Linked DNA regions of Homo sapiens: region 1 is linked to region 2. A link is an interaction called in ENCODE POLR2A ChIA-PET data of the cell type or tissue named here. Cell type or tissue: GM12878. All regions are shown on one strand.

The links. ChIA-PET counts read pairs that join two places held together with the same protein. Peaks named below come from ENCODE experiments on the same cell type or tissue, not always from the same donor. Only the 100,000 strongest peaks of a DNase experiment are listed, where the experiment ranks them.
Region 1: POLR2A ChIA-PET joins it to region 2 with 7 read pairs; 3 of 35 experiments call an interaction of 5 or more read pairs at or near these places.

Annotation. Positions count from the first base shown.
Region 1 is chr4:147,606,746-147,610,745 of GRCh38, forward strand. It overlaps TMEM184C-DT (TMEM184C divergent transcript), which reads right to left. Exons shown (of 2, transcript NR_186679.1): 2 at 1-3,216. Among named protein-coding and RNA genes, the nearest start is that of TMEM184C-DT, 8.5 kb to the right of the region's middle. In GM12878, no CTCF peak of the experiment used is centred here; no DNase peak of the experiment used is centred here.
Region 2 is chr4:147,844,151-147,848,150 of GRCh38, forward strand. It overlaps ARHGAP10 (Rho GTPase activating protein 10), which reads left to right. Exons shown (of 23, transcript NM_024605.4): 4 at 3,001-3,072. Among named protein-coding and RNA genes, the nearest start is that of MIR4799, 64 kb to the left of the region's middle. In GM12878, no CTCF peak of the experiment used is centred here; a DNase peak (open chromatin) is centred at 2,391; H3K27ac peaks cover 1,221 bases.

The sequences.
Region 1 (4,000 bases), 240 kb before region 2:
ACTTTATTTAGTGTTGACCAACACATTACACGTTTCAGTCATCTAGGATCACTCCAGCTGCTCCAGATAGCAAGATTTGCCGAAGTAAGAGAAGAGAGTGCAAGAGATTATTACACCAGCAATTAAATACTTCAGCCTGAAAGTGATATATGTGACTTCACCTCATAACCTATTGGCCAGGACCACATGGCCCCAACTGCGAGGAGGACAGCAAAGTGTAATCTTTCAGGTTTCTAAGAGGAGAAAAAAAACTAGATATGTGTGAGCATCACAACCATGTAACTTAGAGCTGTCAAAGGTGATGAAAAGTTACAATATTCATACAGTTTTCAACTTGGAGGATTGTAGTCACTGTATTTTGTGTTATTTAGTTGTTTCTCCCTCCCAACTTCCCACATCTTAAATGTAACTATACTAATATTTCAGGTTTCAGGTGACAGTATGTCTGAATTGATACCAACTCACAATAAGACATGAGTCTGAGCCTTGTGCTCATGCTCAGTTTACAAAATAGTTTATCGGTACCTTCTGGACCTGTTAGGGCTGCGTCTCGTAATTGCCATTTCCATTTTACAATGGAATACTACTGGGCATGCCCAGTTTTATGGTTGTGATCAGATGATAGTTAGTTTGTGGTAGGTGTTTTAGGTTGTCCAGTCACTAGACCACCAAGTGCTTTGTTCTGGGACTTGCCAGAGTCTCCAAACAGCATCTCTGCTGCCATGCTACAGTTCCAATGCCATTGAATCCATTAGGTCATAAGACTCAAGTGGCATGTCAACTTTCAACCCAGCCTGGACATGCTGCAGGTCTTATTCTTGTTCCAGGACTTCCTTAAGACTGGAAGCTTATAGGTTATTTCCTAAGTAGGTTAGTGCAGCATGCCCAAATGTGGTATATGTTGTCACCAAAATCCAGAGGCTTATCAAATACAGTGCCTTTTTCTTTGTGGTGGAGGGTGCAAAGTCCTGCCATTTGTGATTTCCTAACATGCTACAAACCACTGGCCTCTTTTCACACGTCACCAAAGTGGTGGCAGGGCCCTGAACTTTCAGAGGGTTTATCTCCCACCCTTAGCATATATATTTTCTACTTCCTTCTCACTAGGTCCAACAAACAACATGCTTATCAATGTAAAGAACTCGTGTGATGTTCCACAGAATACAATAAAGATATACCCTTGTCTCTGCTATATAAATGCAAACTGCTTCTGATTTTGCCTACTGGTTAGGATGGGAAAGAACGCATTTTCAGGACAACAGTTGTATGTCAGGTGCCTGGGGGGATCATTTGTTTCAGTAAATATCCTGTATCCAAAACCATAGCTGCAACTAACTTCACCACCTGATTAGGTTTGCAATAATCCACTGTCATTTTCAAGGCCCGTTAGGCTTTTGTTCCAGCCAAACAGAAAAGTTTTATGCAGATATAGTAGGAATTACTACCCCTGCTTCTCTCAAGGTCTTTATGGCAGCAGTAATTTCTACAATTCCCCTAGCAGGATCACTTACTGTTTAGTAGCTTGGTGAATTGTTTGGGAAGAGCTCCAGTGGCCCTAGATAGTCCTTCCTTTCATAGTAGCCTTCACTCAACAGGACAGGGAACCAGAATGGTATCCTGCTAGTTACCAACTATATGTGTATGCATATGCATGTACATGTGTATGTGTACATGCATGTGTATGTGTACCTGTATGCATATGTGTGTGTGTGTGTGTGTGTATGTATTCCCACCAGATATCCTGGGACTGGGATAATATACACTGGATGGGCCTGCAATCCCAGTAGGTCCACTGTTACATGAATTGGAGCCACAAATTCATCTAACACCTGACATCCATAAGCCCTACTTTGGCAGATGATTGTAATGTTTTTGGTCTGTGGCATAAGTGTAAAATCAGAGCCAGTATGTGATACTTCCCAGTAGGTTTTATATTCCCTTCTCCCCGTCCACAGACCCCTGGGTGAATAGCTCCAGGTCACCCTGTGGAAGACTTGGGAGGAAATCCACTGGATACACTATGGCTAAAGTACAGAGTTCTTCTTCAGAGGCAACTGGCCTCCATCTCTGTTGAGGGGCTTCATCCGTCCACTGGCTGAGTTCTGAGACTCTGGTAGGAAGCCATGAATCCTAACATGGTGTCTAGTTTGTTTCTGCCCAGTAGTCCTAGAGGTCTAGGTCTACTCAGTGGACCTCAGTAAGCTGCCCCTTGATTTCATGTCAAAACACTCCTATGACCATTCCTTCTCCATGATGCATTGTGCTAACTGCACATAAATTTGTCTTTGTCTATTAACAACTCCCACCTACCCTCTACCTCTCTGGAATCCCATTTTCTCGTTGTAATTGGGACATGCCATTTTTGCAGCATTTCCATTGTCTTCTCTGGAAGTCAGAGGACAGCTACCAAGGAAGGCCCCTTCCCCAGTGCTTGGTGAAGAGGTGTTCTCCAAACCTCCTGCTAGGTAGTAGCAGAGCTGGTTGCTAATAACAGGGCTTTAAAGAGACAAATTTAAAAGCCACTGCCACAAGTTTCTGAATGCTGAACCCTAGCATTCCACCGGAAGACCACAACTGTGCTGGATACCTCATTCTGCCTTCCAGCATACCAAGAGAGTGCATTACTAGGGGAACCTAGTCACTATTCAGACCATTAGTTGCAAGGAGTTTGGGAAATGTAGTTTCTAGCTGGATGGCCAGGTGCCTAACTAAAACTCTTTTACTATGACAGAAAGGAAGAACAGATTCAAGGAATAATTTCCAGTTCCCCACATTCAGCTCTCCTTCTCTACCAGTTCCTTCCCATCAGCATTTAAACATGTTCACAGATTGTTGTTATTTTCTTCCACTTTGGGAGGAAAAGTAAAACTCATTTCCATATCCCCCCTCACTATTTCTCTCCCTTTATTCTATATAATTAAATATTATAAAAGAATTGTCAGCTAGATGTGGTGGCTCACGCCTGTAATCCCAGCACTTCGGGAGGCCGAAGTGGGTGGATCACTTGAGGTCAAGAGTTCAAGGCCAGCCTGGTCAACATGGTGAAACCCCATTTCTACTAAAAAATTACAAAAATTACCCAGGTGTGGTGGTACATGCCTGTAGTCCCAGCTACTTGGGAGGCTGAGAGAGGAGAATGCTTGAACTCAGGAGGCAGAGGTTGCAATGAGCTGAGATCATGCCACTGCACTCCAACTTGGTCAACACAGCAAGACCCTGTCTCAAAAAAAAAAAAAAAAAAAGAATTGTCTTCGAATGCTTATCAGTGTATGTAGAAAAGTCTAAATTTAGCATAGGAAAAGGAGCTCTGGATATTAATACACAATATACAAAACTGAGACCTGTGGAATGATTGAAAATTGAAGACTTATTTTTTTTAACATCACCAGTGTGGTAAGCAGGATAATGACCATCCTCCCCCAAAAGATGTCCATGTCCCAATTCCAGAAACTGTGCATATGTTACCTCACAGAGCAGAAAGGGATTTTGTAGACATGGTTAAAGTTAAGAACCTTGAGATTAAGACATTGACCAGGCACAGTGGCTTACATCTGTAATCCCAGCACTTTGGGAGACTGAGGCAGGAGGATTGCTTGAGCCCAGGAGTTTGAGACCAGCCTGAGTAACATAGCAAGACCCATTTGTACAGTCAATCAACCAATAACAAAGAAGAATTGGGGAAAATATCTTGGATCATCTGAGTGCGCTCAATCTAATCACGTGGGTCCTTAGGAGTATAAGATGAAGAAGAAGGGATATTACATGAAAGGGACTCCACTCTCTGTTGCTGGCTTTGAAGGTGGAGGAAGGGGACTGACCATGAACCAAAGAGTGTGGACATTCTCTAGAAGCTATGAATGACCCTCAGCTGACAGCCAGGAAAGAAAGCGGGGCCTCAGTCCTACAACTGCAGGGAACTGAATTCTGCCACTGACTTCAATGAGCAAGGAAATAGGTTCTCCCCTACAACCTCCAGAAAGGAATGCAGCCTGCTGACCCC
Region 2 (4,000 bases):
CAGTAAATAGTGTCCTTTATTTTTTATTTTTAAATTTATTTTTATTTTTAGGATTTGTGAGTACATAATAGGTATATATATTTATGGGGTTATATTAGATATTTTGATAGAGGCGTGCAATGTATAATAGTCACATCATGGAAAATAGGGTATCCATCCGTTCAAGCATTTATCCTTTGTGTTACAATCTAACTATACTCTTTTAGTTATTTTAAGATGTACAATTAAATTATTTTGAGTATGGTCACTCTGTTGTGTTATCAAATACTAGGTATCATTCATTCTTTCAAACTATTTTTTTGTACCCATTAACCATCCCTACCTCCCCCCTACTATACTTCCCAGCTTCTGGTAACAACCCTTCTACTCTCTATCTCCATGAGTTCAATTGTTTTGATTTTTGCATCCCACAAATAAGTGAGAACATGTGATGCTTGTCTGTCTGTGCCTGGCAATAAGTAGAATTGTTATCTCTTCATTTGTTCATGCCAGAAATCTGGGAGGGATCCTGGAAATCTTCACCTTTTCCATTCGGTCAATCTCTCATTACTTTGACACCACCTGCAAATATCTCTCAAATCTGTCTACTTGTCTTTACTTCTGTTGTTGGTTGCCTTCATTTGAACCACCGCCATCTCTTCGTGTACCACTCTAGAAGCCTCCTAACGAGTCTGTCTTCCGGTTTTCTGTACCTTTCATCTCTCCCTCAGCAGCCAGAGTAATCTTGAAAAGCTCTAATTATCATTCTGTCAATTCACTGCTTGAAAACCCTCCTGTGGCTTTCCACTGTACCCCCAATAAAATGCTAACCTTTCCCAGAGCCCACAAGGCCCGGCACGCTCTGATCCCCTGCCATCACTCAGCATTACAGGCTCACTTCATTGCTCCTTACGCTTCAGCCATTCTGGCCTTTTGACATTCCCTGTAATGCTCAAACTCCTCACCTTCATCCTTTGCCTCTGCTGATCTCAGCAGGAAACAATTTCCCTTGCCCTTTGCACCACGGATTCCTTCTCACCTTTTAGGTTTTAGCTTAAATGTCACTACTTTGAAGAAGCTCTCTTTGCACACATTTCTCCTTAGACCTCCTCTAATGCATTCCTCACTGTACTCCTACTTTTCTTCATTGGAAGGAATTACTAGAATGTGCGCTTATATATCTCCTTAGGTGTTCATGTATCTGGCTTACATCTTCTCTACTGAACAGTAATTTCCACGAAGGCAGGGGGCTGTGCTTGTTTTGTTCATAGCTGTATCCCCATCACCTGGCATTGCATGCTTAACAGCTGTTTATCTCGTAAAATAGATAAATATTTAAAGTTTATTAAGATGGCAACTTTGGAGAAGCACCTCTTTGGTACTTTTATTGCCATGTTGCATGGTGGTTATGCTTGGTGGGCCCAGACCTACATGACTTGGAATCCCTATTCCTATCTTCTGTGAACTTGAGCAGTTGTTAGCTTCTGTGATCCCTGCAGTTCATTCTGGGCCGACTTCTTTCTTGAGTGTACCAGTTTCACAGAAGACATATTATATGGAGGTTTATTTGGGATCACTAGTTGGGTAGATCCAGATGTGGGAGCTTAAAAAATGACACAGGTGCTCATGTAAGTGTGCCTTAAGTTATCTATGAGACACTGTGTGTAAATTCATGCACTGTGAAAACGTATGCTAGCACTTCTTGTATCTGTACTCTCAAATGGAATGTGGGACATTCCATATTATTTGGGGAGTCAGGATTCCTGGCTGGTGGTGCTTTGTAGGACTCTTTGGTTTGCCATTGCTGTAGGTCACATGGTCTAAAATGTAGAGAGGATAAAATGATATTTTGAAAGATGATCCCTTTTCCCTGACTAGTTGTTGCTCTTAATTCTTTCTTTTAGAGCTTTGTTGCCCCAGCTATTTTACACCCAAGCAGCAAATTATCCAGGTGGGAGTGAGGGGAATCCAGGGGTCAGCCTGGGGTAGAAAGTTGAAACTGAGCATCCTGAATGTGGGCATAGTCGCTTATTTTGAGTGTTCCCTACGTTAGAGTATGAAGGTCTCTTTGGGAGAAACCCTCACATAATGAAACACTGCTGAGGAGCCTTTGGTTACATTAAGAATCTTTTCCTATTCCAAATCACTTATTTTTTCTGTAATGTTAAGCTTGGATTTTTGATCACCTTTCTAAAAAGAGGGATGGCACATTCTTAAATAGTGTTTCGAGATTTTCTTTTCTATTTTGGATATTTCTGGTCTCCTGGAAGCAGAGGGTGAGAAGCCACTACTCTCACCACTATATTGTTACTAAGTATGTTTTCTTTTGATGAATATTTTCTTTTATTTGCATTTTCAGCATTTTGTGGCTTAACATGAAAATCCCCAAACCAGCCAACATAAAAAGAAAATGTGGTTGTGGCTGGAGTTTGTGTGTGTGGCTTCTCTCATGTGAGCTTCCCTGATGTCATGTTTGCTAGCACGCCCAAGCATTTGACTTTTTCGTGAGCCTCCAGTGACTCTACTTTGCTAATATACCTTAAATCCTTAGGAGGTTTCTGTAATGAAGGGCAGACTGGTTGTATTTGAACAAGTAGCTACAGTCCTAGTTCTTTACATAATGTAGTCTGATTATCAATAAAGGAATGTAATTGAATTTTAAATTTCTAAGGAGGGGGAAGGAAAAAAACAATCTCAAACAGAAGTGTTCTGTTAATGAATGTGATAGACCCCTTTGTTGTTTACAGACAGCCGTCTTGCTGTTTTGTGGAAGAGAGTTGGGGCTGTGTTGTACATTTCACTGGCAATCTGCCCACCTCCTCTTCCCTGAAAATATTTATGGAGTTCTAGTGCTTTAATAAGTTGAGAAGTGATTTAATTGTTGCATTGGCAGAGTGAGATAAAGCCGTTAAATACGTTCATTTTCTTTCTGGGTGGGATGGAAGAGGGAAATGAAATACTAATTTTTTCCTTTTTGGAAACCTAATGCTGTGCTCTTTTGTTATCACTCTTGTTCTCTAGGCATTAAGTGTAACTGAAACCCTGATTAAACCCTTGGAAAAATTCAGAAAAGAGCAACTTGGAGCTGTAAAGGTTTGTGTCTAATTTGAATACACTCAGAAAACATAGATGCCTCTGCTGCTTCATGGTACACTTTATTCACATTTGGCAGCTTTGAAGGAGATGCCGGAGCAAACCATCTGTTGTTTTGTTTGAAATGTGCTTTTCCCCCTTTGGGGGATATGGAATTGGAAACAAAACAAAAACACCTGGACAAGATGGTAAAACCTCTAGTAATCTTCTTGGGCTACACCTTTCCATATAGAGTTTTAAAAATACCTGTAACCAAACAACACATTTGCTCTGAATAGAAGGAGCTTATTACTGGGGGGAGTGTAGTTATTTCTGTGCGCACCTCAGTTTTATGGAGGAGTGTAGCATTACAGTAGGGTTTAAGATTATAGACGCTGCCACACTGTGATGCCGTTGAAACTAGGAAGAGACTATTAAGTTACTGGGATGTAATTTCCTTCAATTTAACAAAAATTTATTGAGCCTCTATTATGTGCAAGTATTGTTATGGTATTGTGCATTATATTGTGTGTTGTATAGTACTGTGCTGGGGATTCAAAGGTGAGTGAACCACAGACTTTGTACTTAAGTATCTGGGATTTAACCGTGATTTCCAGGAATAATGCAGTGGTTTTGCCACAAGGAGCCTGAGATATATTTAGCAACTTATTTAAAATGTGCAATCTGAGCTTTGAAATTACCCCAGAGAAATAATTTCCACCGGTCTTTCCTGAATTTTGTGTATGTACTTGAGAAAGAAAAAGTAACATTTGCATGCTGTTGACCATTTTTGGCTTGGCCCAAGGAGAGGGGAATTAACATCAATTTTAGGTAGGGAAGGGAGTTTTTATATTTGTATTTTTTTCCCCCCACGTGGCTGGGGATGTGAGTTTTTTTTTTTTTCTCTTCCTAAAAGAAATGACTAAAATCCCTTGGTGGAAATAAACAC